3 separate regions of the Mus musculus genome follow, and all the other regions are linked to region 3. Evidence: chromatin loops called from intact Hi-C (ENCODE). Cell type or tissue: left cerebral cortex. All regions are shown on one strand. Links, peaks and the distances in the headings refer to the core of each region. The heading gives the core; the rest is flanking DNA. Region 1 has its middle 22 kb from the start of Olfr726. Region 2 has its middle 42 kb from the start of Olfr722. Region 3 holds the start of Ttc5 (tetratricopeptide repeat domain 5).

Region 1 (10,752 bases), core at 2,122-7,121, 720 kb after region 3:
GATCCTTGAGTTTTTCTCATCCCAATGCAATGTATCCACAAACCCGTGGGATGCAAAGGCAGAGAACTCAGATGCTGACTAATTCTTGAGAATAGATAACCAAATTTCAGGGGAGGTGCCTTGCTCTATGGCAGCAAGTGCTTGAGCAATTACCCCCTTGTCACGTTTCTGCTGAGATCTGAGTTTGCAAACCAGCCATAGAATAAACACTAGTCCACAACACAGGGTTGTGCCGAACAGGGCCACCCCCACCCATTCTTTGAAGTGAGAAAAATGCAAAGGTAAGTCAAGAGGTGAAGTCTCTAAGGGTCACTGGTTCCACTCTGGTTCCAATAAGGTTCAGGATCTGTATCTGCAGCTTTGTCTGCAACCTATAAAAGAATTATTAGTATACCTAACAGGAGTAATGCACATCTGTAAAGTTGATGCCACACAACTCATTTGTATGATATCTATCATCTGTTCCATGTTATATTGTAAAATACCTACTCTTTGATTCACTAACATTAATCCTGAGGCAGTATGAGAATCCACCCTTTGCAGGGTAAGCAATGCCTCAGACGTTTTTCTGTTATCTGACTTATGGTATCAGCAGTATTGACTTGATAGGCCATAGCAATTTCTGCAGTAACCATGGATGCTGCGGACACTGCAATGGCAGTAACAGTGGCGGCTGTGATTCCAAAATCTCTCTTCTGCCGGACAATACTCATGATTGGGAACTTCTTGGATCTGCCTCAACAGGCACAGGGACAAAGGTTGGTAAATGTACCATTAAGGCTAAGAATTTAGTTTCATTCCAGCATTGTGTCATAAAACAATTGGCATTTGTATAATCTAACCATTCTGTATTATATTGAAATTTAGCCAATATAAAGAAAAATGAAAATTGAAACAGACTTTTATTGGAGGAGTAGTCATATTTCTAATAACTATTAGATGTCACATTATCCAAATGAGTAGAGATATTGGAAAGTGTGGCAGAAACATTCAATATCTCATCAAAGGTTCCAGTCAACAGTGCAAAGGTTGACAAACTGGTACTAGCATCTATCTCATTACTTAAAATCCATTGGTAATATGGCCAAATATTTTCTTTCCCTGTAGCATCTCCTTTATCATACCTTACAGCATAGTCTAATGGTGATGACAAAACGAAACCCTTTGCTAATTCTTTTTGAGGAAAAACATTTGATTGACAAGGTAAAAATACTACAGGAAATGCGAGGTCTGAATGACCAAGGTATGCTGCATATAGCAGTAGCATTGCCAACAGGCTATCGTGATCTTTTGGGAATAGTCACATTTCCCTTTATCATGATAGTGGTGATGTTTATATATGAAGTTACATTATTTTTAACATCACCTGATCTTGGTTGTGGCCCTTGAGCAGTTTGCATTAAAGCATTAAATAACACTCCAGAGCTCACTTTATTTTGGATAATGGGATCTGCCCAATTAGCGATAATCTTTTTCTTTAAAAATATATAGGGTATAAAAGGTTTATCCACATTATGCACAAAGCATAGTGTATAATTTAAATGAAAACTAGTACTCTTATAAACCCATGTCTCTTGAGGAGTTTGTCGTGCATAAGGCACATCTAAAAAACATTCCTTTGCAAAAAGTAAAGACTAGGTAGAAGAATTGGATTGTACCGGTAAAGGAACTGGCCATGATCTTTACTTTGGCCCACAAGGGTATACTTATCCCGGTCTCAATCGTCAGGAGTAAGAATAACAGGATCATCTTGGAATTCATATTGCTCTTTCACGGTCCTTGTCAGTCGCATCAGGACCCAAAGTAGATTTTCTTCATCCTGTGGAAAAAACACAAATATCTCCCCGGGATCTGATTAAGATAGGATCCGGGCCATACTATTTATTATCAAGGACATTTTTCCATTTGACCATTTCATTGGGTGATTGAGGCCATTGTCCGTGCCTTTCAGTTGGTGATCTCCCAGCATCATCCAATTTTAAAAAATTAAAAGCAAATATTGCAAGGGATAGAGCCACGTTTGGTGTCATAGCCTCTATTCCCCCTTTGTTTTTGAAAATATTGTTTCAAGGTATGATGAACTCTTTCAGTGATGCCTTGGCCCTGTGGATTATAGGGCAATCCAGTAATATGTTTCACTTGCATTTGTTTGCAAAATTGACTAAATTTAGAAGAGGTATATGTAGGACCATTGTCTGTCTACAGCACTAGAGGCTTGCCCCATGTAATCCAAGCATCTAAGCAGTGGGATATGACATGAACTTCTTTTTTTCCTGTCAAGGGATAGGCATATAGGACACCAGAGCTGGTATCGATGGACACATGTACATATTGTAAGTCACATCCATCTGCCAAACATCTAGGGGGTCACAATCCAGAGGATTAACGCCCACAGAAGGTGTGTTAATAAATTTTACACATTTACCTCACTGTAGAACAATATCTCGAGCTTCTGTTCATGTGAGCCTAAACTTTTGTCGTAATGTAGAAGCATGAACATGATAAAGTTAATGAAAAATTTTAGCACCTTTTATAGAACTTTATGATAGGAAAACCGTATCTCTGGCGGCTGAATCAGCAATTGCATTTTCCTTGACCATAGGTTTAGGTAAAGATGTATATGCTCTAATATGTTGAATATAAAAGGGATGCTCACACATTAAAATGCAATCTTGTATTTTCATCAAAATTTTAGATACTGAACTAGACTGTTTAAAATTTTTGGCAGTCTCTAATGTTAATACAGCATTAACTACATAAACAGAATCAGAGATAATATTTATGGGCATAAGGAATCCTTTTTAAAAACTTTTAAAACCACCAAACATTCCACCAGTTGAGGGGCTCTTGGTGTAAATTGAAACCTCACAGCTTTTCCATTAATCACATAATTTCCAATTCCTGTTTTGGATCCATCTGTATAAATATCAGTAGCTCCCTTTATAGGGGTAATAGCCATCACCTTTGGAAAGATAATAAAGGATGTTTAGGATAATGATTATTTATTAAACCAGAATAACTGTATCTAAGACTGGTCCATTTATCTATAGTAGCACACAATATTTGCATTTATGTAGCAGCATATGGAATAATTATGCTACCAGGCATTTTTTTTAAGTGAGTAATAGAACTTTTAATACCTTTATGGGCCATATTTGCCACCATGGTGGGATAATGCTCTATAGTCTTATTAGGGGATAAATGTGGATGTATTCATACTAAAGGACCATCTTGCCATAACATAGCAGTTGGCAAATTTATGGTTCGTAATATGCATAGGCATGAAGGTTCTTGCTCATTTATATGACTCAACTGTGCCTTTTGGATAGCTGTTTCCACCTTCCTAAGAGTTTTAGAAGCCTCAGGTGTTAGTTGTTTCAATGAGGTAATGTGTGATTCTCCTTTTAAAATTTGAAATAAAGGTTTTAATTCTGAAGTAGGGATCCTTAAATAAGGTTTAATCAAATTTATATCTCCTTTATAATTTTTAAAAATTATTCAATGTCTTTAAATTATCTTTTTTTATACTAATCTTTTGTGGGGTGACACACCATAAAGTAATGGTGGCTCCTAAAAAATGACCAACAATAGACTGCTGTACTTTTCTGGTGCAATAATCAAGCCATTATTTTTAAAGTTTGATTAAACAAGCCATAGGCTTGCTGTATATTTTCTTCTTTAGGTTCACAAATTACAATATCATTTATATAGTGGCATACCTTTAAAGAGGGGAAACCATCTCTAACTGGCTGTAAAGCCTTTTCCACATATAACTGACATATGGCAGGGCCACCTACCATTCCTTGGGGCAATACTCACCATTGATACCCTTACTTAGGCTCCATATGATTAATAGAAGGCAAGGTTAATTCAGATTTAGGTTCATCTTTTCCACTTAATGGAATGGAAAAGAAACAATCTTCAACATCCACCACTATAATTTTCTAATCCTTAGGTAGAGCTGAGAGTAGGGAGAGCCCTTTTTGTATAGGACACATAACTTACATTTGTGCATTAATGGCTCTTAGGTCATGTAACAATCTCCACTTATCTGATTTCTTCTTTACAACGAAAATAGGGGAACTTCAGGGTGATTGTGTGAGTTCCACATGTCCCAGGTCTAATTATTTTAGTACTAATTCTTTAGCTGCTTTTTTAACTGGAGAAACTCTACCTTGTAAGTTGTTTCTAAGGCCTAGTTCAGGTATATATCCATTTCTCTCATCATTTTCTTGCTTTTCTGAGAGTAATCTCTTCCCCATAGATATACAGGTAAAGGGAGTACATAAAGTTGAAAAAGCCCTGACCTTCCTTCTTTATCTTTCCAATGTAAAGATTTTGTACTTATAGGTGGGTAGCCTCATATCCTAATCCTTGTAAGCTATTTGATGATTGATTAACAGGCCAAGAAGCAGGCCACCAGTTTTCCTTCTATTTGTAATTGTAAAGTGGGACGATTATCCAAATCCAAAGATATGTAGGCCACATTAGTTCCTGTAGAACCAAGTCCTTTATTTCCTCTGGGATTCTGGCTACTAGAGAACATGTTATGCAAACTAGGAGGGATCAACAACTGAACAATGTGATCTCCAGGAGAAATGGCCACAATACCTTGGGGTGCAGAACACATAATAAGGGACTTCTAAAATCTGAGGGAATAGGTTGGCACCCCATTTATGGTGTCTGGAATGCTCTATGCATTTGAGTTTTTTGTTTGTTTGTTTGTTTGTTTGTTTGTTTGTTTGTTTTTTGCTGTTGCACTTTAAGCTGAGGTATTGGCCTTTCTGTTATAACTCTGGTTGATCTGTAATTATCTATTTAATATCTTTCTTTTCCACATTTTGAGCAAATGTCTGGTAATTTCTTTTTAAACCTATTTTGCACAAGACCTGTTTTCTTTTTTGTTGTTGTTGTTAAGAATGACTCCAGCCCGAGTTCCCAATTTTAAGCTAACTTTCTGTTACAAGCAAAAGGCTGCCTGTCCCTTTAAGAGCTGATTCCCAGCCACAGTGCTTCCTGCTGTACAGCCAGCAGATAATGTTTTATTTTTTCTCAACATGAAACACAGACAACAATTATTCATTCATTCAAACGAAAAACAAACACGAATCGACAGACACATGGACAATTTTTGATGCATCAAAAATAGACAATACACAGACAGAGAATATAACTTGGTGTCTCAAATGGCAACTAGAGCTAAGCTGCACAGTGGCTGTTTACTGTATAGCTGCTCCACCTACTGGCTCCTAGGTGACCAGGCGGCAAGCCGAGCGTCTCCACCTCCTGCCTCTGGCCCCTGGCGGCCCCAGCAAGCCCACGCCCGCCCAAGCCCAGCGAGGAGCCGCGGGGCCCCGCCGTTTGTCTCTAAGTCTTACGAGCTCCTTGGGGGTGGCGGTTCCCCAGTTGTGGTGGAAGTGTGCCTGGCGGTCCCAGCCCGGCCCACGTGCCTCCCGCCGGAGCGCCAGATGTAGGGAGGGGGGCGGGGGATGGGAGAGCGGTCGCGCCATGGGAGGGTCAAGCCCGTGCAAGTGGGATGGGCAGAGAGTGTGGCGACAGGCATCTGGCTTCCTGGGCCCCAGGATTTTGTGAATGCTGTTGCCAGGGGCTGTAACACTCAGGGTGGGATGGTTCGGCACCGCACAGAGACACGCTGCCCCACCTCCCGAGCCAACTTTCCCACCGGGCCTTCCCAGCCATCCCGGAGCCAGTCGTGGTGCACCGCCATGGTGGAAGTGCGCTTGGCGCCTGGTGCCAGACAGCGGGGCAGTCCTCCGCCGACCCCAGCCCGGTCCCCGGCCATGTGCCTCCACCGTACTGCTTCCTGCGCCTGCCGCCAGAGCGCAGGACGCAGGGAAAAAGGGGCGGGGAATGCGCGCGGGTAGAGAAGTTTTCGCAGCGTGCTGCCAGCACGGTTGGACTTGTGCCTTTCTTTTTTGCTCCTTACCTTTGGACAGAAGCCCTAAACGGGCAGATACTTAGCAGCTTAGGGTGGAACCTTCTGAAAAAAGATAACTCTTAAAATGAAAGCAGTTAATAACAGACGGGATGCAAGGGAAGTGCAGGCAAGCACCCTTGCCCTTCAGAGGCTGCCCGCACTCGCCGCCCGCACTTGCCATAGCACCGCTCCCTCTCCCCACATTACAGCTATTTCTTCTTTTGTCCCCACCACCCTTGGCACTTCTCCCCCACGTCCGCAGAAGCGGCGGCTCGCCCGTGGGGCTCTGAAAGGTGTGCCACTACTCTTGTCTCTTTCTCCTTCTTCTTTACCTCTCCCAGGGGCAACTCTGACCCCTATCTAAGTGCTCCCTTTTTTGAGCTCTTTACACCACTCTGTTTCTGGCATCTGTTGTACATGTCTCTCAGAGTTTACCTCCGCCATGGTTCTGTATCTTCTCCTCTGGAGCAGAGGGCCTTCTCTTTGGCGCTAGCCGATGGTGAGGTGGTCCCGGGTTTTCTGCGCCAAATGTCCTGAGCTTTGTCCCTGCCCGCAGGAATGCACACAGGACACAAGATCCTTCCATGGCTACCCTTTATTACATCTTGATGAGAAAGGCGAAAAGGCTCAGAAACGTGTTGCTTAAATACCCTCTGGTGTGATGTGCCTAACTATGACTGGTAGCTCCACCCACAATCTCCCAAGCCCCGGGGTGGGCTAGTGACTTTTGGCGGGCTTTTGCTCCTAGCACATGCACATATAGCTAGTTCTTTGTTTAGGTGGCATAAGGCACTGCGGAGCCAGCACCATCTTATGATGGTAAATGTTATTGCTGCTCTCCACAGTTTTGTGTCAACTTGACACAGGATGGAGTTTTCACAGAGACAGGATCTTCAGTTGGGGAAATGCCTCCATGAGATCCATCTGTAAGACATTTTCTCAATTAGTGATCAAGGTAGGAGGTCCACTTGTGGGTGGTGCCATCTCTGGGCTGGTAGTCTTGGTTCTATAAGAGAACAGGTTAAGTAAGCCAGAGGAAGCAAGCCAGTAAAGGACATCCCTCCATGACCTCTGCATCAGCTTCTGCTAACTGACCTGCTTGAGTTCCAGTCCTAACTTCCTTCAGTGATGAACAGCAATGTGGAAATGTAAGCCAAATAAACCCTTTTCTCCCCGACTTGCTTCTTATTCGTGATGTCTTGTCCAGGAATAGAAACCCTGACTAAGACACTCAATATTGTCAACTTGAATCAAGGTTATTAACTGCTCACCATGGGAAATGATGTCATATTTTGAGTCATAGTAGTTGTCTCTGTTGTTGATAGAGCTGGCACTCAGAAACAGTTGTAACTATGACAGTTTTGATGAGTGGAAATCTAGCCCATGAATAACCTCCATCTCTGCTAACATGGAACTTCTTTCATGAGCCCATTAAGAAGTAACAGGAATAGACAGAAAATGAGGCTGACTGTTCATAGACTGGGTTATCCTATTTACTTAATCATTGAATACCTCCTAAGTGGAATTCACCTGTTGGGACACAAGTATCTTCAAATCTTATGCACATTCAAAGAGATCTATGAAAATACTGCTTCTACAAATATATTTTTCATCATATTTCCAATCATGCTCTTTGGAAGCAGCAAGCCATTGGCTGCAGACCATGAACTTGCACGCAATCATATGTCTAGTCATTTCTCCTTCCAAAAAAATTGTATAACCATGTGTACTACCTGAAGTTCATCCATCACAAAGATTTCTCTTCACCACTGCCTTTCAGGACAGTTCCAAAAAGTTGTTTTAATTGTACAACTCTCCACATCACAGTAAACAACACTCTAGTCTTTTCTTCATCAGTCTGACAATCAGAGAGTACAGCACATGAAGTTATATGTGCATGAATGGGAACAAAAGACAATATAATCACTTATAGAAACACTTATACGTGGAAAACTTATTTTAACTTGCTTGTGACTTCAGAATCCTCTCTGTCCAGAGCGTGTATATACCACTTCCAGTTCATAATGGATTGCTGCTGTGGATACTCTATGCTTTCATAGGTCAGTTAATACCAAGGTCACCATGGGAGGCTCATGGTAAATTGGCAGCCTGTTATCAAATGTTTAGTTTTTAATTAATGCCCATTAGAAGGACAAGAGATGTCTATAAATGACAAAATGTTTTCTTGTGATAATTATCACAATAAAGCATAAGGAGTGACAACACCGAAACTCCTTTTGTAAAGTTCATGTCTGTTACAAAGTACCTGTGACCTCTTCCACAAGAATAGTTTCTATTGATTGAGAACCTAGTTATCTCCAAGTTGTAGAAGAGACTCAATCCTGAATCCAAAAGGTCTCCTCTGTGATTAACATATGGGGGATCTTCCAAGGTCTCCAAATAGCTTCCCTGTATACTACTGAAACCTTAAATATTGTCAGGTCTACAGAATTATAAGGTTGGAGTAGTAGAGGAACCTTCACAGTGGGCTAGACATGTTGAAGAGCATTTTCCTATTCTCTGTTTACAGGCAGAAGTTTTCCAAGTGATTTGGCATATGTTAAAGTAGCACATCGAAATGAATAATATGCTGACTTCAGAAACCAAGTAGGCCTCAGTAAATGTGCTTTTTTCTTAATTGTTGAACAGGCAGGTATGGAATATACTCTTCACCGTAGAAGGAATATCTCTACTTGCCAACAAACACTGGACTCCTAAAATTTTCACTGAGGTATAAGGCCTTTAAACTTCCTTTGGATCTCTTTCCCATCCTCTGGTGTATATACCAAGCTCAAATGCAATTCTTGGAGTTAGAGATCCAAATCAACTTCTCACTCCAGCTCACTTGACTAAATCAGCATAATGCCATCCATATAGTGGACCAGTTTTATGTTTTGTGGAAGAGACAGCTGATAAAAATTCCTTCAAACTAAGTTATAACACATGAATTGAGAATTAATCTGTCCTTGGGGTAAAACCATGAATGTATACTGCTGGCCTTGCCAACTGAAATCAAATTGCTTCTGGTGGTCCTCATGGACAAGGTATTAAGAAAAAATCCCTGCATACCAGGATCATGAGAAATGTTAATCTGATCAAGTAAGGATATACATCATGTATAGCAGATGCAATCAGAGTCAAAATTGACTAATCTTGTGATTGTAAAGTTTAATTTTTTGTGACAGACCGGATAGAAAAGTTGAAAAGAGATGTGGTAAAAACCAAAACCCTTGTGTCTTTCAAGTCCTTGAAAATGGCACAAATTTCCTCAATTCCTCAAAATATGCAATGTTGGTTTTAGTTCACTATTTACCCTAGCATTTCTAATGCCTTCCAATTGGCCTTTCCAATAACAGTAGCTTGTTTTCCAAATGTCAGGAAATAAATTTGTGAACTCTGAGGAGGTCTAAAAATATCTAACACAAATATGCATTCTGTAACTGGGAGAAGCAGGATAAATTGTGCATCCACTGGATATTATGTAAATATGACTTCAGTCAAAACTTCAATAATCACCTGACTTCCATAATTCCATACCTTTTCTACACAGCCACATGCTTTTGGGCTCTACTATAGTCAGTGTCAATTCAGAATCAATAGCAAATATATCCTGAAGTGTCCAATTATTTCCTTCCTCCCAGTACACTTACCAACCTTGACCAGCAGGTTTTTCTTAAGTGACAGGGTCTTAATGAGGAAGAACAGGGAAGAGAACATAAATAAGGTAAGAGAACTAGGACCAAGATGTCTATAACAAGATGATGAATCACAGCAAGGAAGTTTATTAAGATGTACAACATCTTACATACAGTTTTTAGGAGGAAAATGGTATGAAGTCCACAGGAAGCCAACTAAGCAATGTTGTAGGAGGTGAACACAAAATATCAAGTGTCAAAAATAAAGTACAGAGTGACCTTAGGAATAATAACTATAGTACCTTAGGATAAGAAGAGATGGGTTCTCAGGATCAAGTCACAAATTCTTCCCAAGGCTTTGTCAAGCATGTTCCAGGTTCAAGTAACTATGTTCCTTCTCCATGCATCAGAGTCTCAGGGAAAGCCGTGGATCTAACTTGGATCTCAAAATTGCATTTGTAAAGGATTTAGGTCTCTCTAATGAAGGGTTGTAGTAAGGATAACAATAAAATTAGTGTATTTTAACAAGGCACTTCCTCAGTCTAATGTGTCCATTATTTCATTCAAGGGGATCTGAGTCTGAAAACTGGCCCAAGTTTGGAACTTAGCTCATGGGCCCATACTCCCTCGTATAATGATCCAGTGAAGTTTTTCATATTTTTCTGAGAATGTTTCTCCTTATACAAATCAATCAAAAGTTTAGTAGGCTTCTTAATATATTTTATTCCTAGAAACATGACAACTGAATAGTCAGTAGCAAAGTGCATAGGAATCATGCTACCATAGAAATCACATGATCAGTGCTACCCATTACTACTAAGACAATTGTGGACATTGCTTTGCTCATTCCACTTATGGTATTTATCCTTGTCTTGCCTTCATTGTTTCAATACTGCCACCTCGCAGTTCTTACTCTGGCATAAAATTAAACTTATATTGTATTTATTTCATTCAACTAAGCAGCAGTAACCCCAGCCCTAATTCTGACACTAGAGTAACAATGAAGCTCTTCTAATGTGCTGGTGCCCCACAAAACAATTTTTCTTGAATTATACTTTTAGTACGGGAGGTGTTTTCTAAACTCACAACAATTAGTTCTATATGGTAAATCCACTCTGGAATTGATATTTTCTGAGGTTTAAAGTCCCTTTATCTACACTAAGCCAAGAGATATGAGAC
Region 2 (10,752 bases), core at 2,838-7,837, 930 kb after region 3:
CTATTGGCAGATTTGGCACTCAGCAGCAGTTGTAGCCAAGTCAGACATGGTGAATAGAAGTTCATGTCTTTAATCCCACACATAACCACCATCAACACCACCATGATCATTCTGATCTATCTACCCATTGTGTAATGACAGAGATGGCTGGAGGAAGAGACTGATGGTCCATAGAATACAAAATCTTATCAGATGATCACTGAGGGCCTCCTCTGTTGAAGTCACCTTTTGATGAACATTAACATGGGACACAAGTATCCTTTGTCCACTCAGAAAAAAATTTGCCCATACTTGTTCCCCAGATGTGTTTTACACTAAGTTTCCAATTATTCTCTTCCCAAGTCTCTGGCCATCAAGTGAATCCATTGATAACAGTCCAGGAATTAGTGAAAAATTACACATCTTGCCTTTTCCATGTGTGGTGCCCAAAGTTCTGCCAATTGTGAATGTATCCCTTTACCAGTGCTTTTAGAGATGTTCTAGAAACAGGTTGTAATGTTGTGTTCCAACTTCCAAATAACTCTTCTGGGATTTAACTATAGGGGCCAGATAAAGGCTCCAAAAACATTCCTATCTGCCATTAACACCTCAAATACCATCAGATCTGCTGGATCATATGGTCCAAAAGTGCCAAATCAGCCTGCATAGCAACCTGGACCTGTTGAACAGCCTTTTACTGTTCCAGGTCCCAAGGAAAGCTAGCAGTCTATTTCATGAAATAGTTGGCATATGGGCCAGGGAAATGAGTTCAAGTGAGGAATGTGCTGTCTCCAGAATCTAAATAGGTCCACTAAATATTATGCTTATTTCTTAAAAGGGCAAGGTGCAATAACATGTCTTTCATGTTAAAAGGTATTTATGGGGATGTTTCACAATACTAGAATTCTGGGTTTTCTAAACGTTTCACTGAAGTACCTTGAAGTTTGGTTGAATTTCTTTCTCATGTTCTGATATGCAAATGTATTACCAAAAAGTTCAAAATAATTGTTACTTCCTGCTCACTTGATCCAATCAGCATGTTGTCATCAATATAGTGAACCAATGTGAAATTTTGTGGAAGAGACAGATTATAAAGATTCTATAGAATCAAGTTTTGACATCACAGGGCAGGAGAGCTAATATATCTTTTAGGTAAAACTGTAAAGATATGCTGTTGGTGATGACAACTGAAAGTGAATTACTTATGGTGGTCCTTAAGGACAGGTACCAAGAATGAGGCAGGTGCTAGATCAATAACTGCATAATATGTACCAGGAGATATTTTACTCTGCTCAAAGATACCACATCTAGTACAGCAGCTACAATTGAAGTCACTGCTTTATTGAATTTTCAATACTCATCTCTTACTCTCATATTTCAATAATCTGTGCTGGACAGATAAGAGAGTTAAAGGGAGGTGTAGTGGGAAACACCACCCCAGCCTCTTTCAATCCTTGATGGTGGCATTAATTTCTGTAATTCTTCCAAGTATGTGATAATTCTTTAGATACATTGTACACTGACACAGGCAACTCTAAAAGCTTCCATTTAGCCTTTCATACCATAACAGTCCACGTTACCTAGGTCAGGGAACCAGTGTGAAAATTCTGCCAACTTCTATGTATATCTAACCAATACTGTGTTCTGAAACTAGAGAAATAACTGCAAGACAAGTTTGGAGACCCACTGAACCTACTACAATTTAAACTTTAGTAAACATTTCATTAGTTATGTGACCTACGTAAGGCCCTCTTTAACAGGAGAGCTTCAGTGAGTTGTTTGTTTGTTTGTTTGTGGGGGGGCTTCTTGGTTTTTTGTTTGTTTGTTTGTTTGTTTGTTTTTAGAGTCTCCCATAATCAACACCAATTTAGAACTAGTATCTAGTGTGGCAACTCTTTCATTTGTTTGAAAATATTTCTGCTTATACAGGTCAAACAAAAGTGTAGTAGGTTTCTTATCTGTTTCTTGCTTGGCAACAACATGATTGATTAGCTAATACCAAAAGTACATTTACCACCATAAATATCACTTTGTCTGTGCTGTCCATTATTGACACTGCTTTGCCGATGCTGTGCATTAAGATAACTATTCTAACCTTGACTTTACTGATTTGGTGTTGCCACCTGCCCTCTGCTTGTTTGGGGCCTAATTAAAATCATTGCATTTAATTCATCCAGCTGATCATCAACCCAGGTCTCTAACCTTTAGATGTTTTATGTTGAACAAACAAAAGGGCAACAACAAAGCTCTTTAAATGTGCCAGTGCCCCTTCCACTATTTTTGTCACATAAGAGTAGTGAAGAACATATTTTCTGGGCCTTCTCAATGTGGAATATTATGTTTTATATGACGTACTCACTGTAATATTGCAATTTCCCTAAATCTTAAAATTCCTTCATCACTGGCAATATGTCAGGCATCACCAATTCCTTTTCAGTGGCCCATCTTTTATATTTTATTCTATTTTATTTTTTTTATTTTTTAGTAGTCCATCTTTTAACAAATGCTTTAAACAACCATTCAAATGATCTTTTGAAAGTTGTTTTTTCTTAAACTGTGCAAGCTTCTATGTTGAATCTAGAATCTCCATTCAGTATGCCCATGTCAATAAACTCAGTTTGATCCAGTTTTATATTCCTTCTGCCATTATACCACACCCTTCAAATTTCATTTATATTTCCCAGAGGTCTTTTTGAATAAATTAGCAAACTCATTAAGGTCTTTAGTAGTGTAGCACACCTCTCTATGGAATATACTTTCTATGCCCTCTCTAGGAGCCTGTTTAGACTTAAATCTGGCTATAGATCTAAAGCAGTGGTTCTCAACCTATGGATCATAACGCCTAAAGGGGATCAAATGACCCTTTCACAGAGGTTGTCTAATACCATCTGGAAACACAGATATTTGCAGTATGATTCATAAGAGTAGCAAAATTATAGTTATGAAGTAGCAGCAGAAATAATTTCATATTTGGGGTCACTATAACATGAAGAAGTATATTAAATGGTGGGCAGCATTAGGAAGATTGAGAACCACTGCTCTAGAGTTGATGGGCCTAAGAAACATCAGTGTTGTCTTGCTTAACATCTTTTTAAGAATCTGATAGGGGACTAATATCCAAGATATACAAAGAACTCAAGAAGCCAGACTCCAAAAATTCTAATAACCCTATTAAAAAATGGGGTGCCCAGCTAAACAAAGAATTCTCAACTGAGGAATAACGAAGGGCTGAGAAGTACCTGAAAAAATGTTCAACATCCTTAATCATCAGGGAAATGCAAATCAAAAACAACCCTGAGATTCCACCTCACACCAGTAAGAATGACTAAGATCAAAAATTCAGGTGACAGCAAATGCTGGCAAGGATGTGGAAAAAAAGGAACACTCCTCCATTGCTGGCGGGATTGCAAGCTGGTACACCCACTCTGGAAATCAATTTGGCGGTTCCTCAGAAAATTGGACATAGTACTATCAGAAGATCCAGCAATACCTCTCCTGGGCATATACCCAGAAGATGTTCCAACTTGCAATAAGGACACATGCTCCACTATGTTCATAGCAGCCTTATTTTAATAGCCAGAAGCTGGAAAGAACCTAGATGTCCCTCAACAGAAGAATGGATACAGAAAATGTGGTACATTTACACAATGGAGTACTAACCAGCTATTAAAAACAATGAATTTATGAAATTCTTAGGCAAATGAATGGATCTGTAGGATATCATTCTGACTGAAGTAACCCAATCACAAAAGAACACACATGATATGCATTCCCTGATAAGTGGATATTAGCCCAGAAACTTAGAATACCCAAGATACAATTTGCAAAACACATGAAACTCAAGAAGAAGGAAGGCCAAAGTGTAGATACTTCATTCCTTCTTAGAATGGGAAACAAAATATCCATGGTAGGAGTTACTGAGACAAACTTCTGAGCAGAGTCTGAAGGAACAACCATCCAGAGACTGCTCCACTTGGGGATCCATCCCATAAACAACCACCAACTCAGACACTAGGCAGTTGCCAACAAGAGACTGCTGACAGGAGCCTGATATAGCTGTCTCCTGTGAGGCTCTGCCACTGCCTGGCAAGTACAGAAATGGATGCTCACAGTCATCCATTGGAGGGAGCACAAGGTCCCCAATGAAGGAGCCAGAAAGCCAGGGAGCTAAAAGGGGCTGAAGCCCTGTAGGAGGAACATCAATATGAACTAACCAGTACCCCCAGAGCTCCTTGGAACTATACCACCAATCAAAGAAAACACATGGTGGAACTTGTGGCTCTAACTATGTATGTAGTAGAGGATGTCCTAGTCAGTCATCAATGGGAGGAGGGGCCCTTGGTCCTGTGAAGGTCCTATGCCCCAGTATAGGGGAATGCCAGAACCAGGAATAGGAATGGATGGGTTGGGGAGCAGGGCAGGGGTGCTTAGGGGTTATGGGATTTTTGGAGGGGAAACTAGGAAAGGAGATAACATTTGAAATGTAAATAAAGAAAATATCTAATTAAAAAATCTTCAAGAAAGAAAGAGAGAGAGAGAGAAAGGAAGGAAGGAAGGAAGGAAGGAAGGAAGGAAGGAAGGAAGGAAGGAAGGAAGGAAGGAAGGAAAAGAAAGAAAGAAAGAAAGAAAGAAAGAAAGAAAGAAAGAAAGAAAGAAAGAAAGAAAGAAAGAAAGAAAGAAAGAAAGAAAGAAAGAAAGAAAGAAAGAAAGAAAGAAAGAAAGAAAGAAAGAAAGAAAGAAAGAAATAAATGTCACTGCTGGTTAGCACACAAGGAAGGATTAATTTCCTCAAAGGCAGAAAGGGCAGTATCAGAGGGGGTTGGAGGTAGGAGTCCATCTTCTGCTGAGAGTGAAGAGACTACTTCCTTAGGTGAGATAAATCCTAGAGAATCTGAGAAACCCAGGCACTTGGATTTTAGTTAGTTCCAGATGTACTCAAATTGATAATCAAGAAAATAGCCATCACAAATCCTTTAGGTCAGCAATTTCCTGGAGTTTTAGTTGACAACAGCACCACCTACTGCAAAATTTGAGGAAGTGCCATCTTTGCACATGGTGACTGCAGATAATGCCTCAGACAAGACCTGGATGCCATGTGTCATTATGTATAACAATCCTTATAGTTATCTGCACTTTAAAGTGTAAACATCTTTGTGATGATTTCTTTGACATTTTTAGAGAGAATTAGGCTCAAGATTCTGAATTGCAGTTGTTCCTGTCTGCAGCACCCCTCCTGGGAGCCTAGCTGAATGGGGATGGGAAGTGTCTGTCACAGATGACTCACGAGAGGAAACATCATTAATTCAGTTCCTCTTGTCTGAATAACACATTTATGTGTATATTTGACTTTGTGAAATTCCTTCTTCTTTGGGATTTTGTCCCATAAAAAATTGGCAACTGTAACCTAAATAAAAAGAGTCTGAAACTTAGAATATTTATGAGGCATCTCTTTGTCACCTTGGGGGGAAACACACACACACACACACACACACACACACACATGCTATTTCCTGATGCCTCATGTCCAGGTGAGAAGATGCTCAGATGCTGAGATGAGGCAGCCAGTCCTGTGGTACAGAGCTTACACAGTACAGGCAAAATTCTGACCCAGGTCCCCAACACTACAAAAATAAAGGTGTAGAGACCCTAGAGACAGTATTGGTTGTGACTGGTGTCAAACATCAACCCCATCTGGTGTGAACATTCACATGCAGTGCCTTTGAGTTTTAGAGCAGTTATTATCCTAAAAGTGAATCCATTTTTGCTTTCTCTCAGGTCTTTGCTTAACCAGAGGGGGAGGGAAAAGGAGAAGGAGGTGGAAATGGAGGAGAAGAAGGAGGAGAATAAAAAGAAGAAAGAAAGGAAGGAAGGAAGAGGGGGGGGAGAGAAAGAACTCATTCATTCCCAAGGCTGTGATTTACATTTTTTCAACTTATGCTGATGTAAGTTGCATAATGTGATTACTACCAGTGCAACTGAATTGTCTTCTTCAATAGGGAGAAGAAAAACAGGTATTAAAAATGAGGAAACAGGGCAGGGGTGGTGATTAACAGCATTAATCCCAGCACTCAGAAAACAGAGGTGAGCAGAACTATGAGTTTGAGATCATTTGTCTGTTTAACAAGGGTACCTAGTGTGTCTCTGTGTGGACAGAGGGTACAGAGATGAAGAGAGAGGTAGAAAGAGGAGAGAGAGAAAAAAGAGAGGGAGAGAAAGGAGAAAGAGAGAGAATGATAATGAATATGGGGAAACAAGTGAGTGAGTGATAACTCATCCATAGACACTTAAAACCAAGCCTGGTGACCTTAGTTTTGTCCATGAAAGCTACATGATTAAAAGAGAATCAGACCAGAATGTTTTCCACTAACCCCCAAATGCACACCCACATGCATACATACATATATGCATGCATACATACATACATACATACATACATACATACATACATACATACATATACACATATATACAATAATTTAGGTTTTAGTATTTAAAAATGGAGTCTTCCAGTGTGTGGTGGTGTACAACTTTAAGTTCTAGCACATGATGGGAGTTAGAGGCCGGCAGATCTCTTTGAGTTCAGTGTCAACTGGGTCTTTATAGTGAGTTCCAGATCATCAAGGGGTACATAGAGAAAGCTTGCCAAAAATAAATAAATAAATAAATAAATAAATAAATAAATAAATAAATAAATAAATAAATAAATGGAAGGCCCAGATCTAGGATCTCTGATTATCAGTTTTGCATATGGAACATGGAACAAGTTACAAATGACCATAAGCCCCACCTTCCCAGGTAGTAAAAAGGGTTTACTAATTACAACATATAACCCAGTTATGTTTGTTATGGGGACAAGTGTGATAGAGGCGTGGTAGACGTTAAAGGATAATGAAAAATTCAGGAAGTATTCTCTCATCTCAAATTCAACTAGAAAGCTTGTTACATCTTTCAGTCTCTTTATACACCAGCAAGTATATATTTGAGAGGCATGTGCATTCCAAGAATAGTTGTAGGTTTACAAACACAGAGGACCTGGATTTCACTGTGATTCAAACTTTATTTTAGATATTTTAGATGAAGTGATTGAGAGGATTGTAAGAACAACCTCATGGTAGGCTGAAACCCAGGTCGCCAGGGAACTGGCCTGGGATCCAGGTGAGGGGTCTGCCACCCATGGGTCACCTCTATTTTGGAATCCTGCCATTTGCACAGTTCTACACAATTCAGACTTTTCAGAAGAAACCTGGAGATTAAGACCTGTATGGAGGAGGAAGCTTCCCTGAAATTCCCTAGCAGTATGGCAGCAGGCTTCTTCCCTAGTGGGGACAAAACATAGAGGAAGGAGTGGTGTGTTGGTAAAGTATAACAAAGGTATAAAGGTGTCTTTGTGTGGTCACCTTAGATTTTGCATGCACATGGCCTACAATGTGCATACAGTACTGGCAGATATCTTTTATTTCAACTCTCATAAAGTGATCTGACTGTCACAGAGTGCTTTTACTGTTTTTTATCATGTTTCCTAGATATAGCTAGCCTATAACTGGGACTCACCTATAATTTTCATATATTAATAAGTGTGCATAGGTAAATGCAGTGTATAGGACATAAATGTACATATATGTATGTACATTCAGGTCAGCCATAGGACAAACTCAGATACCATTCTTTGGTAACCATCCACATTTATTGTTTGTTTGAGACAGAGGCTTTCAATGTCTGACATTCACCAATTAGGGGCATGCAGCTACACATGAATAATAAAGAAATAAAAATATAAGTTTTTTGAAAAGCTAACAAGTTCATTCCAGGGCTCATCAACAGGAACATCCAGGTGGCTTTTCCTGAACAGAAACCATTTGCTCTGTTTGTCACTCCTGGTTTTTTCCATTTCCTAGAGTGTCTTCTTTGAGAAGACCATTTGCTCTCTAAGCCAGTTTTACCTCTTGTAAGCCACACTTACCACTGCACTGCCTGTGCCTCTGCAATCTACTACAGTCTAAGTCACTGTTCCCACTAACACAAGGTTTGGGCTACATCCAGAATTCCTCTTTTTCCACCTCATGGCTAAATGGGGAAGATCTAGTGAAGTTGCTGGAGTAAGATGTAAGTGAGGGGCAGTGGAAGGTAAAGATAAACAATGCAGTCAGTAAGAAATAAGTTCATGAGCCATGTTCTCAAGCCATGAGAGCTTGGAGCTATAGTTACAGTCCTTCCTGACAGACACTTCCCCTCTTATCCTATATGCTGGTCTTTAGCAATATAAATGCTGCTGAATTAAGGGCATAAATTTATTTTAGCATATATGAAAAAATAAACTTGGCATGATTATTGTATGCCTATCATCTCACTATTGAGGATTGGAGGCAAGAGGATCAGAGGTTTAATCATTCTTGGAAACATAGGGAGTATGAGAACAGTTTAAACTACATGAGACCCTGTCTCAGAAAGAAAGAAAGAAAGAAAGAAAGAAAGAAAGAAAGAAAGAAAGAAAGAAAGAAAGAAAGAAAGAAAGAAAGAAAGAAAGAAAGAAAGAAAGAAAGAAAGGGATAAAAAATTAATTTGATTTTTGGAATCAGGAAATATGTCTATCAAATATCTTTCACTGAAATATTTCACCTTAGTGCATTACCTACTTCTGTTAGGGTTCTGAATATTATAATATATGAAGTATTTCACAGCTCTTTTAATTATAGATGGATGATGGCAATACAGGTCATTCTCTAGTTGAAAATTTAGTGGTGGAATGACCCTTGTCCTTTGGAAAGAGGCAGCCTTACATCCTTCATTTGCATCACTAGCTCCTCACTCCAGATAAATCTATAATCTAGAGTCTACAATCTAATGTCTAAATTGAGTCAGTGGTGGCTCCTGATTCCTTCATAAATTAATGAAATAGAGGAAATCTTTTACATATGATAGCCATGGTTATATATTCTTTTAAAATATATCCTTTAGTGATATGAATATTGGTGGACCCTCAAAATGTCATTTAATCACAGTAACCCCAAGGCAACCATCCTGTAGAGAGGTACAATGCCCTATAAGTCTTATGATAAAGAGATCCATGTGGTAGTGTCCTATATTCTTTAAGGTGATTTCACAGCAAACTTTCTGCAGTGAGTAGTTGCTGTGGATACTTAGTTGCCAAGAATTCACAAAACCCACCCTGTTTCAAATAGCTGCTACCTTCACTCAAGGAAAACTTGAAAATTCAAGTATTACTAATTCAAAGTGATTTTCATCCCTACAGAGAAACTCAAATGTTAAGTATTAAGTCAAAATCTCCACAGTGGTGAGTATGCCTTCATTTTCAGTTCCTTCCCAGGGTCTTAATAATTGATATTATCATAAGTGGCTGTAGAGAATCTTTATGTGAATTGAATTGGAAGGCCAATTACTTGGTTGCTCTGACTGTTAGTACAAGAGTGAAGTGCAGGCCTGGGGAATAGGCTCAGTGGATGAGGAGCATGCTGAGCAAGCTTAAAGAATTGTGTCAGGAGGGCTTCCTGGCCAGCGGAGTTGCCTGACACCCGCAAGGGCCCACACAGGATTCCCCACGGGATCCTAAGACCTCTGGTGAGTGGAACACAGCGCCGGCCCCAATCCAATCGCGCGGAACCTGAGACTGCAGTACATAGGGAAGCAGACTGCCCGGGCCTGACCCGGGGCAAAAGCCCCTTCCGCTCCACTCCAGCCCAGGGCTTCCTGGCCAGCGGAGTTGCCTGACACCCGCAAGGGCCCACACAGGATTCCCCACGGGATCCTAAGACCTCTGGTGAGTGGAGCACAGCGCCGGCCCCAATCCAATCGCGCGGAACCTGAGACTGCAGTACATAGGGAAGCAGACTGCCCGGGCCTGACCCGGGACAAAAGCCCCTTCTGCTCCACTCCAGCCCAGGGCTTCTTTGCCAGCAGAGTCGCCTGACACCTGCAAGGGCCCACACAGGATTCCCCACGGGATCCTAAGACCTCTAGTGAGTGGAACACAACTTCTGCCAGGAGTCCGGTTCGAACACCAGATATCTGGGTACCTTCCCTGCAAGAAGAGAGCTTTCCTGCAGAGAATACTCTACCCACTGAAACCAAGGAGAGTGCTACCCTCCCAGGTCTGCTTATAGAGGCTAACAGAGTCACCTGAAGTACAAGCTCTTAACAGAGACAACTATAACAGCTAGCTTCAGAGATTACCAGATGGCGAGAGGCAAACGTAAGAATCCTACTAACAGAAATCAAGACCACTCACCATCATCAGAACGCAGCACTCCCACCCCACCTAGTCCTAGGCACCCCAACACAACCGAAAATCTAGACCCAGATTTAAAAGCATTTTTCATGATGATGATAAAGGACATCAAGGAGGACTTTCATAAGTCACTTAAAGAATTACAGGAGAGCACTGCTAAAGAGTTACAGGCCCTTAAAGAAAAGCAGGAAAACACAGCCAAACAGGTAGAAGTCCTTAAAGAAAAACAGGAAAACACATCCAAACAGGTAATGGAAATGAACAAAACCATACTAGAACTAAAAAGGGAAGTAGACACAGTAAAGAAAACCTAAAGCGAGGCAACGCTGGAGATAGAAACCCTAGGAAAGAGATCTGGAACCATAGATGCGAGCATCAGCAACAGAATACAAGAAATGGAAGAGAGAATCTCAGGTGCAGAAGATTCCATAGAGAACATCGACACAACAGTCAAAGAAAATACAAAATGCAAAAGGATCCTAACTCAAAACATCCAGGAAATCCAGGACACAATGAGAATACCAAACCTA
Region 3 (10,752 bases), core at 2,805-7,804:
ATTTTAAGATTTATTTATTTATTATTATATGTAAGTACACTGTAGCTGTCTTCAGATGCACCAGAAGAGGGCATCAGATCTCATCATGGGTGGTTGTGAGCCACCATGTGGTTGCTGGGAGTTGAACTCAGGACCTTCGGAAGAGCAGTCAGTGCTCTTACCCGCTGAGCCACCTCTCCAGCCCCAAATATATTTTATGTTCCAGGCTCTTGGACATGATTCTAAGTAATAAGGATGTAATAATTATTGTCCAAGAATGCAATTCAACGTGTAGGATGACTCAGGATCTTTTCTGATTGGTGGGTGAATGTTGGCTCATTCCCAGTGGCACAGGTGTTTTTTCCCTCAGTATTAATATAATGTATAAATTGGCATACACAAGCCTCTTGTGATGGACTTTCCCAAGTACTCCTGTAATTTTGGAGTTAAAGGTTGAGGAGAAAGGTTCAGAGGGACAGTGTTCCAGGGTGGAACTGAGATGAGAAGAGTATGCAGACAGAGCCCCATGGCTAGGTGTAGTGGCGTGAGCCTTTAGTTCAGCATGTGGAAGGCAGAGGCAGGCGCATCTCTGCCAACTGCTCTACAAACCTGCTTCAGGACTAGAGTTTAACCCAGTCTAAAAGCAAGTTTGCCTAGCTGCTGCTGCTGCTGCTGCTTCTTCTTCTTCTTCTTCTTCTTCTTCTTCTTCTTCTTCTTCTTCTTCTTCTTCTTCTTCTTCTTCTTCTTCTTCCTTTTTTTTTTTTAAATAAATGGCCATTGAACCCCTTTTAAAAACATCCTTATACATGTTTTTAATTCCTTTGTGCTTTTAAAATTTTTTTTATTTTTTTGTTTTTAAAATTTTTTTCAAGACAGGGTTTCTCTGTATAGCCTTGGCTGTCCTGGAACTCACTCTGTAGACCAGGCTGGCCTCAAACTTAGAAATCTGTCTGTCTCTGCCTCCCAAGTGCTGGGATTAAAGGCATGTGCCACCACTGCCCAGCTTTGTGTGTGTGTGTGCACCACATGTACACTGCCCATGGAGTCCAGAAGAGGGTAGGATCCTGAAACTGGATGATTGTGAACCACTATGTGAGGGCTAGGAACAAAAGCTCAGTCTGCTACAGGAGCACAAAGTGCTCTTAACCCCCGAGCCTTTCCTCCAGACCTCTTCTTAGCTTTTGATCCTTGCTGTCTTTTGGCAGATGAAGTCAGCTAGTCCTCTCCTTGAAGTATGTTAAAGCCAAGGAAGGTGTGGTAGAAATGGTCAGATGTTTATTCTGTCTGCTTGATTTTTACAGAGGGGATAGTATATTCCATGGTAGGGGAAAGCGGAGTGACATGCCCTTTGGTCTAGGAGATGAGTTTAAGGTAATTATACTATCCATCTTGTAGGAGTTGAATTTTGTTAATATATATTTAGTGGTTATGAGTTTTGTTCCTAAAGATCTTTTAAGAAATATTCTTATATTCTCCCCTCATTTCCTCCCCTAGGGAATAACTCAAAGTTTTCTTTGGACCATATACCAGTTGGAAATCAAGGTGGTGGAGATGAAGATGTTCAGTTCAGACCATTTTTTGTGTGTTCTCCCACAGCGCCTGAACCCATTAACAACTTCTTTAGTTTTGCATCTCCAAGCCATGAAGCAGAGCAGCAAGTCTGCAGCAGGGCCTTTAAAGCAAAAAGAATTTAGCTCATTTTTCATTCCTGCATCCCTGAGTTCTCTTCACATTTCGACCTTAGAAGAAGTTGGCTTGCAGTAGGGCGTGTGGCTTCCTGTTTGGTTTCTTGATTGTTAGCTTAGGGCATGGGCATTTCATGAATCTCAGTCTCTACGTTTGTCATTGCTCACACAATCACATTGTTGCACAGATCCTGATTCAGACCAAGCTGTGTTTATGCTCATAGAAGCCTCAGTGTTATGTTTCCCTGGAGCTTTGGATTGATTCTACCGTGTTTATGTTAAATGTGTGCATTGATTTTTCTCTGCTAGTATATTTCTGTAAAAATAATGGTCTTGGAAAATGATGGCCAAAAATGATAGTCTTGGAAAATGGTGGCTTTCCATTAACATGTATTTTAACAGTCATGTATTTTCATTTGTGTTACTTTGTTTTGGAGGTGCACTTATGCCAGTGAATGAATGTGCAATTTGATGCATATGAATTGTTTATATGTAAAAATAATTTATACTGATAAAGTTATTTGTTGATTTCATTGTTATTTGTTTCAAAATAAAACTGCTTCTTTACTTTTTCTTTTTTCTTTTCTTTTTGGCTTTTTGAGACAGGGTTTCTCTGTGTAACCCTGGCTGTCTTGGAACTCACTTTGTAGACCAGGCTGGCCTTGAACTCAGAAGTCTGCCGGCCTCTGCTTCCAAAATGCTGGAATTAAAGGCGTGAGCCACCACCACCCGGCATATTTTTATTTTTAATTATCTGTGTCCCTGTGCACAAGAGTGTGAAGACTTTGGTCTCTAGCATTCTAATTACCTAATCTAAAATGCTGAATAAAGGCCATCTTTATTGAGCTGTACAGCAAATATAGTCATGAGGACCCAAGTGGTGGTGATGTACAACTTTTATCTCAGGAGACAGAGGCAAGCAGATTTCTAAGTTTGAGGCCAGCCTGGTCTACAGAGTGAATTCTAGGACAGCCAGGGCTGCACAGAGAAACCCTGTCTCAAGAACCTATACAAACCAAAAAGGACCAAGTAGCTTTTGCTTAGTCTTCTATGCAAATCTTATAAGGGAGAAAATTGTTTTTCTGGCCTTGCTTACAGAACATTGCTAAGGCTGTGAATTCAGGTGAGCCCGGAGATGCACTGGAGGTCCAGAGTGTAGTAAGACTGACTCTACAGTGTTCTCTTGGTTCAGTCAATTCTGAACAGGTTGACTATAAAGTACGAGTGGTTCCTACTTAGAAATGACCTCAAAGCACATTAACATGGTTACAGATTAGGTGAAAGATTTGTGAAGGTCAACTTTAATCAGAACTTATCAAGCCATTCCTATACTAGTGCTGCTGACTATAAGAAGGTATATTAATGCTTTTAAACAGTTTTTCTTTATCAAGTACTATTTCTGACTTATAGGGTAATTGTGCCTAGTTAGTACATTCAATTAGTGTTCCACTAGAGGGCGAACAGTAACTGGATTCCAAGGGTTTTCCCTCCACATACACCAGTGTGAGACGGAGTTAACCTTTCTAGCTTTGTTTTTGTGGAGACATTATTATTATTATTTTTCAGGCCTGAGCTTACTATGGAGATGGTCAGTGAATTTTGCCAGATAAGGACACTTGGTGACAGTCTGTTTCCAGAGGTTGGGGATGGTGGGGGCAAGACCCACAGTAGCTGTGGGTCTTAAAGGTGGCATCAATGGTGGCCTTGGCAAAGTTGTCCATGGTGGCAAGTACAGCCCCTGGTTGATGGGTAGCAGTTATCAATACTGGCCAGCAATCATGAGCTTCTTGGGGACAGGAGCAGAGACATGCCAGTGCCTCTGGGAGCAGGGATAAGATGCACCAACAGAGACACAGTGACTTGTCATCTTGCATGGCACAGTGTGGGGCTTGCCAGTCTTGCTTCCCTAGTCGCCTTTCTGCACAGGGCAGAAAGCTTGGTTGAGATGATTGCCCCTTGATGGCATTGCCTACCTCCCTGAAGCACCTAACACCAAGACCAATAAGTGAAAATACATATTTTATAGCTAGTAAAAAGATTTTAGATTATAGTTTAAGAAATATTCTTTCTATGAGATTTTTCAATTTTGTTGGAAAAATATAAGGAAATAGGCATCTTGAACAGTTTGAAATATAAGTAGGGTAAATTTGAAAAAAATTTAATTATAAACTGTCAGGAATATTATGTTTCTTAAAAAAGTTAATTTTAATTTGCATGTCAGGCTTTTCATTTTTTATGATTTCTTTTTTTTTTTTTTTACCTTATGTGCATTAGTGTTTTTGCCTGCATGCATGTATGCCTGTGTAAGTGTGTCAGATAGCTTAGAACTGGAATTATAGTCAGTTGTGGTCTGCCATGTGGGTGTTAGGAACTGAACCTGGATCCTCTGGAAAGGCAGCAAGTGCTCTTAACTACTGCACCATCTCGACTGCCCCATTGTGGGCTCTTTTAAAGGCATGAAAAAAAGCAGAGGGAATTGTAGGCTTAGATTTTTTTTTCAAAACGTACTTTAATAAGGGTCCTTAAATTCTTTAACTTCACTTCTAGCCTCCCACCCACCAGAGGTCATGCAAAAGAAAGGTTATTAGGACACGGGAAGTGGACCTGTTTAGTTTAGAAAGAGTTCTTTGGGTGATTCCAATCTTTGTTGTCAGCATTATCAGCAGTTCACTCTACTAGCAAACTACCACACACCAATCAGCAGATGCAGTTCCATCCACTCAGCAGACACCACATACGAGTTCAGCAGCTGTAGCTGGATTCAGAATAAACTGAGAGGCTCTGCTGGGTCGGTGTGGAGTCTGTGGAAATGGCAAGAAGCCGTCGGAATATCATGAGAAGTTCTTGGGTGAGTTACTCTCTGTTAAGATCAGTGAGAAGCAGAGATCAGCAAGGTGGTGCAAGGCCTAGAGCGCTATCAACTGAGACTAGCGAGGTGCAAGATGAGCCAAAGCACAAGCCTTGTCCCACTCACTGTCTGTGGGATCATATTTATATTCTTTCTCAAGTGTCTGCTTCAGCTAAACATCCTCTCACCTGTGTCTGCTTCAGCCAAACATCCTTTCACCTGTCTGCCCCAGCAAAGCATTATGACCTGAGTCTCCAGAAATTTCCACTTCAGGAAATGATCACTTTTTTTCTTTGTCTCTGCTGCACAGTCTTTTTGGAAGCATTTGGAGGTGTTTAATGTCTTTTTGCAGAGATAATTTTTTTAGCAAAGGAATTTTAAAAGTTTTAAGATTGTGGTTGGATGTGGTGATGCCTGTCTGTAATCTCAGGACTTAGAAGGCAGAGACAGGAGGAACTCCTTGAGTTCGAGGTCAGCCTGATCTACATACAGACTTTCAGACAATTGAGGTTACATAGTGAGACCGTGTCTCAAAACTTAAAAACCAGGGGTAACGAATGTCTATAATCCAAGCACTTGGAAGTGGTTGCAGGAAGATCAGGGATTCAAGGTTATTTTTGGCTACATAGCAAGTTCCAGGCCAGCTTGGGATATATCAGACTCTGTCTCAAACAAACAGAAGGTTTAAATTTTTCATTTTTGAATAGGCAATTCATGTTCAAGGTAAAAAATGGAAAATACACTGAGAAGACTTCTCAAGTCACCTGCAGTTCTCAATCCCTGTTTCTCTCTTCAGAGATGGTTTATTACAGAAATAATAAACATGAGAACATTATTAATGTACAGTATGGTGGCATGCCAGCCTCAAACATAGTAGACTTATTAGGATCATACATTAAAAAGCTAAAAATTACACGTGCAGATATCTTCAGTTGGTATATATTCAGACAAGTTCCCTTGCAGGGAGTTCTCTTCCAAATACCACCTGACATGCATACTTTCATAGTCGGCCTTGCTTTCTAAGAGTGATGTAAAAAAGGACAAGAATATACAAAACAAAACAAAAAAATGAATGGAATTAATTTAAGAACATTTTGATTCCAGAATTTGGGAAGGGAATTATAAAACTAGGAAATTTATTTATGAAACCGAAAGTGATCACAAACTCAGCAGGTGTTTGTTATCCCAGTTTGAGGGTTTGTGGCAAAAGTCCAGCCTGGACAACATAGCCACGTTGATCTACGTGGCCAATCTGATCTACTTGGTGGGTGAGATTCTGTCGCAATAAAAAGAAGCAAAACAAAACCCCAAAGCAGTTCTAGGGCATCTTTGAGACACCAAGTTCTGGATTAAGTTGGGTTGTAGCTGTGTCTCTGAGGCGCAGATGGGCCTCCGGAGCCCCAGGGGTCGCTGTGGTTTCAGCGTAGGCATGGCTGAGTCTCTGTGGTTGAAAAGTTGGGGGAGGAGACGCTGAGAGCGGCTGGGATGATGGCTGATGAAGAGGAAGAAGCGAAGCACGTCTTGCAGAAATTGCAGGTGAGGCTGTGAGTTAAAATCTTTTGGCTCCTTGCTCTGAAAGGAGGAAGTGCAGTGGTCAGGGCCCGGGCGGCGGAGTGCGGCGGTTCAGCCGGTGCTGAGGGCTGCTCGGTGGGCGCCCGGAGGGAGTCTGCCCACCGGGTTTCCTCGGTAACAAGTAGCTTTGTACGCGGAGTGGCAGGTGGCTGCCGACTGTTAACCGAGTTGTTTGTGCTCCACAGCAGCAGCCATTTCTTTAGCATCTTTCTGCATTGAACTTGGCCACACTCAGAAATAGACTGCAGAACAGATGCCCTGGTTGTTGGTTTTCGGATTTGTCGAGTTAATCTCTTAACCCCACCCACTCCCCAGGTGACTATTGTGGAAAGGCAGAGAGGAGTTTCCTTCAAGTATGCGTTTTTATTTTTGTTTTTAATAGTTAAGATTTTCTTTAAGCCTCCGAAACTTAGTTTGTGGTCGAAGACATCCTTGCATTTAAACTAGATACACTTCTAGCAATTTTGTTTGTTGTTTTGAATCAGGGTCGCCTGGAACTGGCTTTACAGGCCACGCTGGCCTCGAACTCCTAAAGATCTACTTGTCTCTGCCTCGCAGGTGGTGAGATGAAAGGCCTGAGCCACCAAATCTAACAAAATTTAAAGCATTGATTAGGTTTCTTTGTTTCTTGTGGGAGTTAAAAGAACACTCAGAACATGGACTTTGGTTAACTATTCCTTAGTGGGATTGGCAGAAGTCAGATTTTTAATCCTATCGGCAGCGAGACTTTGGATGCACTTTGTACATTTGTATGCATAGGAAAGAAATACAAAACGTTATGCAGAATGGTGTTGTCCTTGAGGCTATTTGGAGTGGCCGTGAATCACTTCCTGTTTTCACACTTTCCTATTCATTAACAACTCATTTGTGTTGCTGTTGCCACCACAGAAGTTTGTTCAGCAAAATCAAAACGACTAAAACACAACAATAACACTTTCCTTTAACTTTACAGCCATGCTCATTGCATGACAAAAAGAAACTGGCTGTGACTGTTGCTTAGAACTCTCTTAAAAATTCCACAAATTGTGTTCCACAGATCATGTTGACCATTTTATTATTATTATAGAACAGAGTAGAGCATGCTGACTTTATATATGTGCTGAAACCAGTCTCTTCAGGACCTGTTTTTCCTGGGAATAATATACATAAAGTTAAGAAATACTTATAAAGAAGGTGTCAGCTTATTGTTTTTATCAGGGTAGGACTTTACTTATGCATACGAATTTGTTAATAACATAGGCACTACATTAGTTAATTTAACCACTGTATTTAATGTGAGTTGATCATGACCCAGCCCTTGTTCTAGTGATTAAGTATAGCCCTAATCAACAAGAAATTCTTTCCATTATGGAACTTACATCAGCCATTTCAGAAAGTAATGAATGAATAGGCCATATCATTTAAAATGATAGGCATTTTGGAAAAAAAAAAGTGTGATTAACTAGAGAGGAGGAGAGGAAGGCACTAATTAGGTTTAGGTCAGCGGTCCTCAACCTTCCTAATGCTGTGACCCCTTAATATAATTCCTCATGTTGTGGTGATCAGGACTATAACATTATTTTTGTTGCTACTTCATAACTGTAGTTTTGCTCCTGTTCTGAATAGTAATGTAAATATCTGATGTGCAGAATCTCTGATATGTGACCCCTGTGAGAGGGGTCAATCTCCAAGAGGTCTCCACCCCCAGGGCGGAGAACTGCTGCTCTAGGAAGTGTGCTGATTAGTTAGTTGTTTTTTTTTTTTTTTTCAACTTGACACAAATTGGATCATCTGAGAAGACTGAACCTCAATTGAGAAAATGTCTCATTTGGTCTGTGAGCATTTTTAAAAAATTATTATTATTAATGATTGATGATGTGTGAGGGTTCAGCCCGCTGTGGGCAGTACCATCTTTGGGCAAATGGTCCTGGACTGTTTAAGAAAGCAGGCTGATGGGGGCTGGAGAGATGGCTAAATGGTTGAGAGAGCACTGGCTGCTCTTCTAGAGGACCCAGGTTCAATTCCCAGCACCCACATGGCTCCAGGGGATCCAATACCCTTACACAGACGTACATGCAGGGAAAACATCAGGGCTGACCAGCCTGAAAAGCAGATCAGTGAGCATCAGTCCTCCTGGACCTGCTTCATTTCCTGCCTCCAGGGTCCAGCCTTGCTGTGACATCCCCTGAAGGCTGACAATTTGGAGGCTTTCCTTTCCTCCCCAAAGTGTTTGTCTTTTGTTTCTTGTTTTCTTCTTTTATCATGGAAGTGAAAGCAAAGTAGGATAATAGGGCAAGCCTTTCTGAGAAGTTGACATCTCAGCTTCTATGGAGTTGATCATGAGTGCTTAGAAGCATTTAACATTTGCTTGAGAAAAAAATGCAAGAGAATCAGAAGATGCCCCAAGTAAACAAGAAAAACCTCTCAAAGTTCTCCCAAAATACCAAGGTCACCAAGTTCAAGTTGGTTGCTTTGTTGTGGAAAACAAGGCCTTCCTTACAGGTTTGTCACAGTTAGAAAGGCCATGTATTTTTCATTTATCAGCATGTGAAAAAATAATGGATACTTAAAAAAGAAAACAAACAAACAAACAAAAAAACAAGTGCTGTTTTATTTTGGGTGTAGTGGTTTTTGTTGTTTTCTGTTTGTTTGCTTTTTTGTTTTTTGTTGGTACTGGGAATGAGACTCAGAGTGCCTTATGCATGCTATATCTGTGAGATAACAGAGCTTAAAAGTCTATTTTTCAGTACTCACCTCCCACCCCCATCTTAGTTACTGTTCTATTACTGTGAAGAGACACCGTGATCACAGTAACTCTTAAAAAGAGCATTTAATTGGGCTGACTTATGGTTTCATAGTCTGTTATCATGGTGGGGAGCATGGTGGCCCACAGGCAGACATGGTGCTGGAGAAGTATTTGAGAGTTCTACGTCCAGATCTGCAGGCAGCAGGAAGAGAGAGACTTCGAGTCGACTTGGGCTTTTGAAACCTCAAAACCCACTCCCAGTGATGCACTTCCTCCAACCAGGCCACACCTCCTAATCCTTTCAAGTAGTGCCACTCCCTGGTAACCAAGTATTCAAATCTCTGAGCCTGTGGGGGCCATCTTTATTTAAACCACACCCCCTTTGTTGTTGTTTTGAGACTGGTCTCTCTATGTAGCCCTGGCTGTAAAGGAGTGTGTCACTATGAATGCTCTGTGTGTGTGTATGTGTATATGTGAGTATGTGTGTGTATGTGTGTATGTATGTGTGTATGTGTGTATTGGGTATATGACAGGGCACATGTGTAGAGGTCAGAGGACAGCTAGCAGGAGTCTCCCTTCCCTGTGTAGGTTCTGGAGCCCAAGACATCAGTCTTGGCAGTAGACAGGCACCTCTACTCATAGGGACCATCTCTCCTACCCAGAAGTCCAGCTTTAAGGGCCAAACTGCAAAGTTTAGTTCTTTTGGGGGCCAGGATAAGATAAAAGAGTCTTATTGACTTTGGCTTATTTCAAGTCTCAAGGTGTCTCTCTCCCATCTGCGGTGTGAGCAGTGCTTGGTCATATGGGAGCCCTGCCTGAGCTGGAGAGGTCTGTTCACGTGTAGTGCTGAGGGACCTTTGTGGGACAGCTTGGGACCACGAGATCCTGTAATCCTGGCTCTTCCTCCTGATCTGTAGCACTTGGGAGGACTGGGGACCCTCATGTTGCTCTGTTCCACACACGAGATAGGAGACCCAGTGTTGCTAGGCCAGGGCTTATAAGATAATGTGAAACCTCTTTGTCAGGTGCTCTCTCCATTGGATGATACCGTTCTTGTCTTGTTTGCTAGGGACTGGTGGATCGGCTCTACTGTTTTCGAGACAGTTACTTTGAGACACATAGTGTCGAAGATGCAGGACGGAAGCAGCAGGATGTACAGGAAGAGATGGAGAAGACCCTGCAGCAGATGGAGGAAGTACTCGGTATGAGCACCAAGGAACGTTCACCCTTCTGCCCTTCACTGAAGTGTGGTAGTGCTGTACTCTTTCTCTGTGGACTGTGTGGTATCCTGTGTGTGGCTGCCTTAGGTTAGCACAGAGTATTGTTGTGCCCCAGGGTGGATAACAACACTGACTCCAGAGGTTTGATTATAGCAAATGGTAGAAAAGAACGTACTTTCTCCTTCCCCTCTTCTTCCTCTTCCTCCGCCTTCTTTTTTTTTTTTTTTTTTTTTTTTTTGTGACAGGGTCTAACTATATTGCCCTGGCTGTTCTAGAATTTGAATGTAGATCAAGCTGGCCATGAAGTGAATGTAGACCAGGCTGCCCTTGAAATCATCTTGGAACGTAGTGCCTCTGGTTCGGTTCCCAATGTTAGGATTACAGGGTTGTTCTGCCACACCTGCACGGTCAGGTGTCCTTGAACATTCTAGTAACGAAGTGTTTGAAGTCTAGTCCTTTGACCTGATGTACAGTACCCCCTACCTGATGTACAATACCCCCTAGCTCTTTCCTAAGCTTTGCTCTAAGGCTTGTTGGCTGAGGACATTGAATCACTGCTTCTGTTTCTCTAGGAAATTTTCTACCTCTGTTTAAATTGCGTATCTGATCTTCTAACTTTGGTACATCATGAGTGTAAATTTTTTTTTTTTTGGTTTTTCTTTTCTTTCTTTTGTTTTTTTTTCTGAAACAGGGTTTCTCTGTGTAGCCCTGGCTTTTCTGGAA

What was found. Peaks named below come from ENCODE experiments on the same cell type or tissue, not always from the same donor. Only the 100,000 strongest peaks of a DNase experiment are listed, where the experiment ranks them.
Region 1: it touches region 3 in a loop (5-fold over the local background); 7 of 42 quality-filtered maps call a loop at or near these places.
Region 2: a loop joins it to region 3, with 4 times the contacts of the local background. A loop is called at or near these places in 7 of 42 quality-filtered maps.

What each region holds. Positions count from the first base shown.
Region 1 is chr14:50,057,165-50,067,916 of GRCm38, reverse strand. No RefSeq gene overlaps it. Among named protein-coding and RNA genes, the nearest start is that of Olfr726, 22 kb to the left of the region's middle. In left cerebral cortex, for the core only: a CTCF peak has its summit at 5,240 (motif pointing left); DNase peaks (open chromatin) are centred at 5,043, 5,272, 5,804 and 6,699; H3K4me3 peaks cover 1,441 bases.
Region 2 is chr14:49,854,834-49,865,585 of GRCm38, reverse strand. No RefSeq gene overlaps it. Among named protein-coding and RNA genes, the nearest start is that of Olfr722, 42 kb to the left of the region's middle. In left cerebral cortex, for the core only: a CTCF peak has its summit at 4,997; a DNase peak (open chromatin) is centred at 4,999.
Region 3 is chr14:50,780,734-50,791,485 of GRCm38, reverse strand. Ttc5 (tetratricopeptide repeat domain 5) reads left to right here and starts at 5,966. Exons shown (of 10, transcript NM_001080949.2): 1 at 5,966-6,048; 2 at 9,879-10,011. The coding sequence starts at 5,998. It overlaps Ccnb1ip1 (cyclin B1 interacting protein 1), which reads left to right. Exons shown (of 4, transcript NM_001111119.1): 4 at 1,474-2,237. The coding sequence ends at 1,673. In left cerebral cortex, for the core only: CTCF peaks have their summits at 3,100 (motif pointing right) and 5,916; a DNase peak (open chromatin) is centred at 5,943; H3K4me3 peaks cover 1,327 bases; H3K27ac peaks cover 525 bases.